Regions from separate parts of the Homo sapiens genome. Here regions 2 and 3 are each linked to region 1. Evidence: chromatin contacts called from ENCODE Hi-C or POLR2A ChIA-PET data. All regions are on one chromosome and are shown on one strand. Each heading gives the region's core, a stretch centred on a gene start or an enhancer-like site at or near the end of the contact. The rest is flanking DNA. Distances are from core to core; before and after follow the strand shown.

Region 1 (3,907 bases), core at 524-3,023:
GCTTGAACCCAGGAGGCAGACGTTGCAGAGAGCCGAGATTGAGCCATTGCACTCCAGCCTAGGCGACAGAGTGAGACTCCGTCTCAAAAAAAAAAAAAAAAAAAAAAAAAGAAAAAGAAAAAAGAAAAAGAAATGGAGGACTCCACTCTTGGTTACAATGAAAAGAGTCCCCGCCTCCCAAACTTGCAGTTTCTCTCAGGCAACCATTTTATTCCAGGGCTTGGCCAGGTCTCCAGAAATGTTATTTTTCTCTTCTTCTTTGTGGATTCAGCCCAGGGAGGAAAGGTATAATTGCAACCCCACACCCACAAAGATGCTCCTTGGACTTGGATAAAAGAGCACAAGACACCGTTTTTATCACTTAACCCGGTAAAAGAAGATACCTACACAGATCACCAGGACCACACAGTAGGAACAGAGGCCCCCCTTCCCTTGTGCTGCCCAAGTTCCTAGAGGGATCTGAATGAAGCAACTGTTTAACTAATGCAACCATGTTTAAAGTTCCCAAGGGATCCACACTCTTTAAATGATGCATAAATTGAGTCATTTTGTAAAATACAGTACCTTGATTTATTTGCTTAGTAGCTTTTAGTTTGTCTACTAGGTTTCTCTAAAGAAGAATACAAATGTATTTAGGCATAAATTGTTTTCAATCATTTTCTTGGTGTCTACATTACCCTCCATGTAATATATTAGGGGTTCCTAAGCCACAAATGGTATGATTGAAGGTATAAAAACTTGAAGCTCATTGCAACCTTAAACTCCTGGGCTCAAGCAATCCTCCTGCCTCAGCCTCCCAAGCAGCTGGGACTACAGGTGGGTGTCACCATGCCCAGCTAATTTTTAAAATTTTTTGTAGGAGGCCTTGCTATGTTGCTCAGGCTGGTCTTGAACTCCTGGCCTCAAGTGATCCTCCCACCTTGACCTCCCAAAGTGCTGGGATTACAGGCATGAGCCACCGTGCCCAGCCCCCATCTCTTTTTAATACACTAGAATTATGAAATGACAGCAGAAAGAATTCACCTTCTAGTTAGCAGTTGGATCAAACAAGTAAAATAATTTGAAGATGAGCAAAAGGAACCTTGTTATTTTTGACTTAAATGTTCTTGAGAACAAAAATGATGATGCCAGGCTTCAGAAGATGGCCCCTTAAGGGTTTAATGGTTGAAAATCATCCTCACTTTCCTACCCCTTTCAACACACACACACACACACACACACACACACACGCACGCAGTGTTGGGCTCAGTGACACCACATAACAATAGCAACAGGCTTAAGGACAGTGCAAGCACAGGTGCATCAGGCTACTGTCGGGAGAAGGGAAACTAGAATATGCACCGAGAATAAAAAATGGCTTGGGTGAGTCATCAAACAACCCTGTCAAAAAGCAGGATGTCTGATTTCACAGCCTCCATTGCTCCCTCCAACACCACATGGAACATGAACTCCAAACTGATAAAGTCTCAGGCAGGTCAATCACCTTCTACTCAGCCCCAGTGTGAAAGAGGAGGGACTCATATGGAAAAGCCTGCTCTAAACACAGGCTTATCTGTGTTGCAAGATGATGAAACATTACAGACTTAGGGAATTCATTCTCAGGTGAGAATTCAGTAACTGGCACTGGGGGTTGTAAAATATACTGGCCATGAGTCCCTTAGGTAGTCGAAGGATAAGACGACCAAAGTCTAACCTGAGCCGATGTTACTGACGTGAGTGTCAGTACATGCATCTGAATCTTACTCTGTCAATTTTCAAGAAAGGAAATGAAAGTAAAAGCATTTGTCACTTGAGGAATTTCTCTGTATGCATGATTATCATTTGTTGCATTTCTCACATATTTAAAGTTGCTTTTGAGCCAAGCTATGAAGTGAGTAAAACTTGACTTTTGTTTCTTGATTCCTTATTTTCTCGCCTCATATTTTTTTTTCTTTTGACAGTTAAATTAGTTAGGATACTAGTTTCACTCCTACTACAGAGAGAGTGGCCCCAAATAATACTGATTTAAGTGAGATGAAGGTTTATTTCTCTGACACAAAAAAGTCCAAGCTAGTATGCCGCTACCAGTCATACCAGGAATAGTTTTAGGGACTCAAATGCTTACCTAGTTACTTTGCAATCTGCAACATATGCTTTTTTCATCTTCTCTTGGTGCAACATGGCTGCTCCTGATCCTGCCAATTCATCTGTATTCCCTCCTGCAGAAAGAAAAGAACGGGCACGGGGCATGACTTGAAAGTTGCATGTATCACTTCTGCTCAAGCTCCATTGGCCAGAATGTAGTCCTACACCCACACCAAACTGCAAGGGAGAGATATTTTAAAGCACAGAGTGGTGATTTGGGTTCAGAATGAAGACCCTGAGTGATTTGGAAAAGGCTACATCTGTTCACTATGTGATAAGTTGGTGATTAATTCAAGGCTATACTGAGGAGGAGAGCCAGGAGGCCTGAGTGCACCAAAAAGATGCTGACAGATTCAGTGGTGATAGGAAGTGACCTAGGGCCTGGAGAGAAACTAGGGGACTCCCAGGAAAGCTGGCTTGTGGTGATATAGGAGGTAAAAAGGAATTACTTAGGGAGATAGCAAGGGCATGGGAGTCCTTGGTAGGGCTTTCCTTTTAATGAAAAGCAGCCCCAAATAATTTTCTAACAAAGAGCAGCTGATAAAAGTTGAGCTGCAGACATAGACAAGCAAGCTGGCAGCTTGCTGCACAGATGAATGCCAGCAGGAACTAAGGACTAGACCTTTTCAAGATGGTGGCTCCATCTTGCCTTCTCTGCCAGCCACGTGTACGGTAAGAAGCAGATAATATGGCCCCCATCAACTGGAAAGTCCATTTGCATAAGAAGATTAGGGTAGGGCGACAAGCCTTCCCAGAGAGCTTTGTAAATGTCATACATGATGGAACCAATCTGTGAGGCCTAGTAAATCAGACAACACCTCCTCAAACTGGACTATAAAACTCGGTGCGTTCTCCACCAGCTGGTCCTTTCTGCTCAGAGACTCCTTCTGAGAGGTGAAGCCAGCTGGACTTCCTGGGTCGAGTGGGGACTTGGAGAACTTTTCTGTCTTAGAAGAGGATTGTAAAATGCACCAATCAGCATTCTGTAGCTAGTAAGAGGATTGTAAAATACACCAATCAGTGCTCTGTAAAAATGCACCAATCAGCACTCTGTAGTGAGCAAGAGGATTGTAAAATGCACCAATCAGTGCTCTGTAAAATGCAACCATCGGCAGGAGTCTAAAAGTAGGCAATCGCGGGGAGGATTGAAAAAAGGGCACTCTGACAGGACAGAAACAGAACATGGGAGGGGACAAATAAGGGAATAAAAGCTGGCCACCCCCCAGCCAGCAGCAGTAACCCGCCTCGGGTCCCCATCAACGCTGTGGATGCTTTGTTCTTTAGCTCTTCACAATAAATCTTGCTGCTGTTCACTCTTTGGGTCCGTGCCATCTTCAAGAGTTCTAACACTGCAAAGGTCCATGGCTCCATTCTTGAAGTCAGCGAGACCACAAACCCACTGGCAGGAACCAACTCCAGACACACTTCCTTTAAGAGGAAGCTGTTTTTCTTTCTCTTCTCTTCTAACTGTTAAACCTCCACCCCTAAACTCCTCCTGTGTGTCTGTGTCCTAAATTACTCTGGTACCCGACAATGAACCCCGGGTTTTTTTGTTTTGTTTTGTTTTGTTTGAGATGGAATTTCGCTCTTGTTTCCCAGGTTGGAGTTCAATGGTGCAATCTCGGCTCACCGCAGCCTCAGCCTTCCAAGTTCAAGTGATTCTCTTGCCTCAGCCTCACAAGTAGCTGGGAATACAGGCATGCGCCGCCACACCAGGCTAATTTTGTATTTTTAGTAGAGACGGAGTTTCTCCATGTTGGTCAGGCTGGTCTCAAACTCCCAA
Region 2 (3,907 bases), core at 768-3,267, 830 kb after region 1:
TGCAGATTCTTCTCGAACACACAAAAAAATTAACCAAATTAATGACTTTAAAAAATCTACATTAGTGATCATAATCACCAATTTGGTTTTGATACAAATTTCAATTAGTCTCTGTATTCATAAGCTAGAATCAATGCAAAAAATGCTGGATACTTTACTACTAATTATAGCCACACAATTCATATTTATATAAGCATTCCCTATAGTTTGGCCAAAGGTAATTTACCTGAATGAAAGGGAAAGTGAATATCCTATCACTAAAATTAAATTTTAGAGGAATATCTATTTAATGTTCTTAAAGTGGGAGATATATTGGCTTAAACCTTTGTATCTTTAATGCAATCATACTGCCTAATGATAAGCAAAACTAAAAGGTCAATTCATTACAAAATTCAATATTTGGACCATCAAACTCTTTAGTACTTAATAAGCAATTAATATTTGTCAATGAAAAATGTTGTGGTAATACAGGTGAAAATCAATAACACAAGCCCACTTGTTGCACTACCACTGACAAGCTATCTAAATAACTACAATCTTGAAGAAAAAAAAAAAACTGCTTTGATGTTTTAACTTATGTTCTTTCCAAGCAGACGTGAATCCTGTGATGCTCTCTGTTTATAACACAGAATGCACTTTGTTAGTAATCTGCTCATAATTACTATCATGCATGTGACCCAGAGACGTGTGCCTTAAAATAACATTCTATGCCTTATTACAGATGCTATTAAGGGCACACTTTAATACTATGCATGCTAATTTTATTCACTTTAAAGAAAAAAGCATCTAAAACTCAACCAGAAGCTTTCCATTTAATATAATATTTTCCTTTAGGAGTAAGTATATGAGAAGGTAGTTTGGACACACTTCTGAGGCTTAAAAGACTTTATATATGAACTTTGCATTAGCAAAAATAATTTTTAGTAGAAGCATAATTTTTATTTAGACCAAGCTTGTCCAACCTGTGGTCTATGGGCCACATGCGGCCCAGGATGGCTTTGAATGTGGCCCAACACAAATTCATAAACTTTCTTAAAAGATGAGATTTTTTGTTTTTAGCTCATAAGCTAGCATTAGTGTTAGTATATTTTATGTGTGTGGACCAAGACAATTCTTCTTCTTCCAGTATGGCCCAGGAAAGTCAAAAGATTAAGACACCCCTGATTTAAATATTTTTTTCTTTGAAAAACACCGGGAAAAATATAAAAAAAGAAACTAAAAATTACCTATAGTACTACTATTTTTGGGGTACTTATAATAAAACTGAAAACCCTACCCAAATATACTTACTCATCAAATCCCATCCCTCAGAAGAACCACCATAAGTCACTGGCTTACAGTCTTCCAGATTTCATATTAGCTTGTCTTTGAAATCTTAAAGTTTATCAGATTTTCCTGGTATAAACAATTTCATACTCCTATGCACTATTTTATTTTTCCATAAAAATATTTTACTTGCTCAGAGATGAGAGTCATAGTTGCCAGATCACTTTAAATGTTGAAATTAAAATTATAACATTACATGGTAAGTGTAATATTATATGGTAAATGCATGCTCCCTAAAACTGTGCTTCTGCTTTTTTTAAAAAAGGAAGATTATTAACAAAAAAAATTATTTAACATACATTTAGTTGCTTTTATAGTTTAGAAATGATAAGGACATCATTTTTTTAAACAGTTTTTTATAATATGATAATAGTTTTATGCTAAACATTTCTATTTAACAGTCAATTGAGATTAGTGGTTAGATACAGCATTGTACATTAAGATGCCTGACACGGTATTATAAAATACAGATTTTTAATTTATGACTGTTCAGGTGTCAGAGTTTATAACTGCTTTGCCAAAGGTTAAATTACAAAGGAAGTCAACCAGGAAACCCAAGAGTACTCTTTAAATATGATACAGGCCTTCAACTCAAGGTGTGAGTACGAGTTAATACAGAACTACAAATGCCATTTATGGGTTTCATCTTTGGAAAGTTTAGACTTCACTGAGAAATCTGACTCATACTTCCTGTTCCAGCTATGAAAAACTCAGAACTCAATGTCATAATGGGCTCACTGAAAGGCAAATTCTGCTTGCAAAGTTAAAAAAGAGTGAAACTGTAAGAACTGTTTTGATCTGTAAAATATTGATAACTAATATAACTTTAAATACAAGAAATCCTTCTATTTGTAGTTCTGTATATTTACTGTGTCACTCCTGGCTATTCCGTATGCAATGTGGTAATTTTTAAAATGACCTGCTAGTGACATTTTTACGTTTAGTAGGTTGCAGTGTTTCCACATGGGCAGCCATCAAATGAGAGGTCCTAAAGTTTGTTTGGAATTCAGTTGTTTGGAACTCTGCACACCTTTAAACAGGAACAATGCGACAGATAGATTTCTGGGCCAGTTTCCAAAAGCCAAGAGAATTCTTAATGTTGTAGAATTTATAGTGCCAGTTCAATCTCCTAAGTACTATTTATAATAGTTTCTATGGGGAAAAGCATTTCAAGGTCCAAGCCAGCCCCAAGGAACTTAATTGTCTACTGTAGACACCAGAGACATATAACTTCTAACATCTCTGGATATACAGGAGGAATATATGTGTGGTACTAGGCCAGGGTGGTATGTGTGGGATGTCAGAGGGAAGTATGAGATTACCTATCTGGAGCTCCTAGATATTAGATTCATCCAAAGCTCTAAGCTAAAATCAGGGAGACATTCATTTACCTCCTCCTACACCCATAACCTCAGGTAGAAGTTAAATTATGGGATTACTGTGTAGGCCAGGTGAGAAACCTTGGAGATTTTCTGGGTATGAATGATTACAAAGGCTAGGGTGTGTGTGTGCGCGCACACACACATACACACATGTGGAGGGTATAATATAATGCGGAGGGTATGATATAACATACATATAATGTGAAGGGTATAACACACACCCTCCATGCGGAGGGAATACTATATTCAAAAGCCTAAAGGAAGGAGAGTATAGCTTGTTGGGGAAAAACAAACAAACAAAAAGCCCTCCAGAATGATCAATATTTACAGTGCAAGGAATGAAGTGGAGTCAGATAAGCATAGTTGGCAAATTAGTCTGAAGACAGACCATAAAGGGCCCCGTGATTTTCTGTGAATATGCACTGTGAACACATATTTAACGTAAGGATTATTAAATCCAACAATCATAATATTTTAAAAAATATTTACTGAAAGATTCGTGTGATCCAAATCATTACATTTTGCATCTAATTTAACTTTGAAAAGACAGCTATTTAATACTAGATTAATCCCTGAACATTTTGCTATTTATGGAGATCAAAAACCTGAGTAACAACATGGTTTTGTTCATTCTATATTTAGAAAGTGTGTTTGAGTTTTGAGTAACAAAATGGTGAATAACTAGATCACTCTCTCTGAGTAATTAGAGAGTGCTTTTTAAAGGACTTTTTAAAGGACTTTAAAAAGAGTGCTTTTTAAATGTTGTTCAAAAAGTAACAACATTTCCTTTGAATTGAGGCAGATCTAAAAGCAAAATGTCCTTTTTTGTATTTTTTTAGTATAATTTCTATTTCAAACATAGCATTAGTCTTAAATTGATAATAGCTTTGTTTTGGAATGCTTAGATTTATAAAAGTTCTTTATGAATTTTAAACACTGAAGAAGCACAAAACACAGAAGGGGTAATTACTGAAGTTCATCCATGTTTAAGTTTGGCTTCTGTGGACACTGTAATAAATCTATACTAATGCATCTCACAAATGCCTCATAAATTTACATCTTCTTTGATTTCTCAACAATTTTCAACAATAGCAAGATGAAACTGCAGTGAAATATCAAGATGTATAATTTACATAAATGTTGTATAAAATTAATAACTGATTTTTTAAAGTCAGGCATCTTTGCACTGATTATTAGAA
Region 3 (3,907 bases), core at 798-3,297, 760 kb after region 1:
AATTGGAATCTTAATTTATTTTTTTAATTTCTAAAATGGAAAAACATAATTATTTTGAAAACTATTTGTCTTTCTAGTGGGGTGGGAGGAGAATTTCCCCAAACCACAAGACTCCAGTAATTTCGCATTCTGTTTTAGTCTGTTACACCACAGACTTAATTACAGTTCCTCTCCCCGTATGCCTATGAAGTTTGACAGGATGCTGCCAACCTTCGATGAAAAGGGTTAGTTACTAGAAATGTATCTGTCTGATGCCCAACCTTGGCTTTATAAAGGGGGACTAGCACACACTTTGTCTACATTAACATAGAAATAGCAACTGCTTTTAGTAATAAATAAATGGTAGACTGTCCTTGGGAATCGTAGAAACGAAAATAACTTAAGTTGATGAGATTTTTTGCTCAACCACTGGAGCTGGTATTCATGCGCAAATCCAGGCACCAACTATGTGTCACTGGGCAAGTCTTGTCACTTCTCTGAGCTTCAGTGTCCTTACACATAAACCACAGATAATAATAGTACTCACATCGTGTTCTGAAAGTTAAAATAGATGATGCATATAAAGCCCTCGGCAAAGCATCTGGAATTTAGTTATTGCAAGATAAAAGTTAATTGTTGTGTAATCATTATAATAATGCAGTTCTAATCCGAGTCACTTTCATCCCCCTGCTATGGACGAAAAGTACCTTCCAAGGACATTTTTGCTGAGCTTCCCAGCACTTGTGAGGGGCTGCCCTGCCCATCTGATAGAAGATAAATTCTGAAGATGGGCAGGCCTCATTTCTGCTGGGTCCCCTGGCAAAAATGAGAGCAGAGCCCATGTGATCTTTTCGGAAAGGCAGAGCTGTTCAACTGGTCAATAATCACAGACCGGAATTCAGGACACTCCAATGGAACATGACATGAGTCAGCTCAATTCCCTCATCCTCAGCTTCCTCATCCAGGAGGTAAGAGGACAGGGCGAAGGCATTCCCATGCCCCTGTGCAACTCCAGAGTTTTGTGATTTCAGGATTCATAGTCAGAGGGCCCAACAGAAATTGGTGACTGCCCCACACACTTTTATTAACTGGAGGCAGAAGAGTATCATTTGCTTCTTCGATTCCTCCATAGTGCCCAGCATAGTGCTTCCCTGTGCTCAATAGATATCTGCTGACTGATCCACTGGTCAGATCCCAGGTCTCATGACTCCCAGATCCCTGCTCATTTAATTTCAAAAAGATCAATCAATCAATCAATCAATATATTTTCTACAGTGCTGCAGTGCCATTGTGCAGATCAGAAGAAGGTCGGCACCAGCCAAATAGCATTCCCATATTCCCATATCAATCCAACAGGCAGATAAAGACCACACACACACACATATGCACACACATACATGCACACACATATTAATACACAGGCATGCACACACGCACATACATGCACACATAAGCACATGCACACACATGACCATAATACAAGTGCACACACACGCATATGAACACTCATGCACACATACACATATGCACACATATGGACACACAGAAATGCACACACACATATGTACAGACACTTAGGAGGATATAGTGGCTCGGTCACGATGCAGAACCCTCATTTCTAGGAGTCCACCTCATAAGCACAAATCCTTTGGTGGACTCACAGGATAATTTCCCTAAGGGGCTTTGTCAGGCCTCTGAGCCCAAGCCAAGCCATTGCATCCCCTGTGACTTGCATGTACATGCCCAGATGGCCTGAAGTAACTGAAGAATCACAAAAGAAGTGAAAATGCCCTGCCCCGCCTTAACTGATGACATTCCACCACAAAAGAAGTGTAAATGGCTGGTCCTTCCCTTAAGTGATGACATTACCTTGTGAAAGTCCTTTTCCTGGCTCATCCTGGCTCAAAAAGCACCCCCACTGAGCACCTTGCGACCCCCACTCCTGCCCACCAGAGAACAAACCCCCTTTGACTGTAATTTTCCTTTACCTGCCCAAATCTTATAAAACAGCCCCACCCCTATCTCCCTTCGCTGACTGTCTTTTTGGACTCAGCCCGCCTGCACCCAGGTGAAATAAACAGCCATGTTGCTCACACAAAGCCTGTTTGGTGGTCTCTTCACACGGACGCTCATGAAATTTGGTGATGTGACTCGGATAGGGGGACCTCCCTTGGGAGATCAGTACCCTGTCCTCCTGCTCTTTGCTCCGTGAGAAAGATCCACCTACAACCTCAGGTCCTTAGACCAACCAGCCCAAGAAACATCTCACCAATTTCAAATCCAGTAAGTGGCCTCTTTTTACTCTCTTTTCCAACCTCCCTCACTATCCCTCAACCTCTTTCTCCTTTCAATCTTGGCGCCACACTTCAATATCTCTCCCTTCTCTTAATTTCAATTCCTTTCATTTTCTGGTAGAGACAAAGGAGACACGTTTTATCCGTGGACCCAAAACTCTGGCGCTGGTCACGGACTAGGGAAGGCAGCCTTCCCTTGGTGTTTAATCATTGCAGGGAAGCCTCTCTGATTATTCTTCCAGGTTTCAGAGGTGTCAGACCATGCAGGGACGCCTGCCTTGGTCCTTCACCCTTAGCGGCAAGTCCCGCTTTTCTGGGGAAGGGACAAGTACCCCAACCACTTCTCTCTGTGTCTCTACCCCTTCTCTGCCTTTCTGGGGGGCAAGAAACCCCCAACCCCTTCTCCTTCACTCTTAGTGGCAAGTCCCGCTTTTTTAGAGGAGGGCAAGTACCCCAACCTCGTATCTCTGTGCCCCAATCCCTTATTTCCACACCCCAACCTCTTATATCTCTGCCCCCCAATCCCTTATTTCCACGCACTGACCTCTTATCTCTGCACCCCAATCCCTTATTTCCGTGCCCCGACCTCTTATATCTCTGCACCCCGATCCCTTATTTCCACACCCCAACCTCTTATTTCTCTGTGCCCTGATCCCTTATTTCTGCACCCCAACCTTGTATCTCTGTGCCCTGACCCCTTTCCTGCTTTTCTGGAGGGTAAGAACCCCCAAACCGCTTCCCTCCGTGTCTCTACTCTCCCTTTTCTTTAAACTTGCCTCCTTCACTATGGGCAAAATTCCACCCTCCGTTCCTCCTTCTTTTCCTTTGGCCTGTGTTCTTAAGAACTTAAAACCTCTTCAACTCTCACCTGACCTAAAATCTAAGTGTCTTATTTTCTTCTGCAATGCCGCTTGACCCCAATACAAACTCGACAGTAGTTCCAAATAGCCGGAAAACAGCACTTTCAATTTTTCCATCCTGCAAGATCTAAATAATTCTTGTCGTAAAATGGGCAAATGGTCTGAGGTGCCTGATGTCCAGGCATTCTTTTACACATTGGTCCCTCCCTAGTCTCTGTGCCCAGTGCAACTTGTCCCAAATCTTCCTTTTTACCCTCCCACCTGTCCCCTCAGTCCCAACCCCAAGCGTCGCTGAGTCTTTCTAATATTCCTTTTCTACAGACCCATCTGACCTCTCCCCTCCTCCCCAGGCTGCTCCTCGCCAGGCCGAGCTAGGTCCCAATTCTTCCTCAGCCTCTGCTCCTCCACCCTATAATCCTTTTATCACCTCCCCTCCTCACACCCGGTCCGGCTTACAGTTTCATTCCGTGACTAGCCCTCCCCCACCTGCCCAGCAATTTACTCTTAAAAAGGTGGCTGGAGAGCTAAAGGCATAGTCAAGGTTAATGCTCCTTTTTCTTTATCCCAAATCAGATAGCATTTAGGCTCTTTTTCATCAAATATAAAAATCCAGCCCAATTCATGACTCGTTCAGCAGCAACCCTGAGACACTTTACAGCCCTAGACCCTAAAAGGTCAAAAGGCCGTCTTATTCTCAAAATACATTTTATTACCCAATCTGCTCCTGACATTAAATAAAACTCCAAAAATTAAATTCCAGCCCTCAAACCCCAC

What was found. A loop is a pair of places that touch in the nucleus more often than their neighbours do. ChIA-PET counts read pairs that join two places held with the same protein, here RNA polymerase II (POLR2A). Pooled maps may share reads with other maps.
Region 2: a loop to region 1 is called in a pooled map, with 5 times the contacts of the local background. The contact joins two enhancer-like sites. A Hi-C loop is called at or near these places in 7 of 37 single-sample maps with no recorded cell type and 10 of 50 pooled maps. POLR2A ChIA-PET finds 5 or more read pairs at or near these places in 1 of 52 experiments (GM12878).
Region 3: a map with no recorded cell type shows a loop between it and region 1 (5-fold over the local background). The contact joins the promoter of LINC-ROR here to the enhancer-like site in region 1. A Hi-C loop is called at or near these places in 29 of 37 single-sample maps with no recorded cell type and 5 of 50 pooled maps.

What each region holds. Positions count from the first base shown.
Region 1 is chr18:57,831,402-57,835,308 of GRCh38, reverse strand. No RefSeq gene overlaps it. Among named protein-coding and RNA genes, the nearest start is that of ATP8B1, 30 kb to the right of the region's middle. RefSeq lists enhancers at 1,441-1,490, 1,531-1,620, 1,661-1,860 and a silencer at 2,238-2,532. Within about 2 kb of position 1,773, at least 6 of the 41 ENCODE cell types and tissues checked have a DNase peak (open chromatin) inside an H3K27ac peak, as active enhancers do; they include GM12878, where a contact is called at or near this core.
Region 2 is chr18:57,002,966-57,006,872 of GRCh38, reverse strand. All of the region lies in intron 26 of WDR7 (WD repeat domain 7), which reads right to left. Among named protein-coding and RNA genes, the nearest start is that of WDR7-OT1, 35 kb to the left of the region's middle. RefSeq lists an enhancer at 1,846-1,895. Within about 2 kb of position 2,017, at least 2 of the 41 ENCODE cell types and tissues checked have a DNase peak (open chromatin) inside an H3K27ac peak, as active enhancers do; they include GM12878, where a contact is called at or near this core.
Region 3 is chr18:57,070,259-57,074,165 of GRCh38, reverse strand. LINC-ROR (long intergenic non-protein coding RNA, regulator of reprogramming) reads left to right here and starts at 2,047. Exons shown (of 5, transcript NR_152602.1): 1 at 2,047-2,262. RefSeq lists enhancers at 1,201-1,914, 1,915-2,628.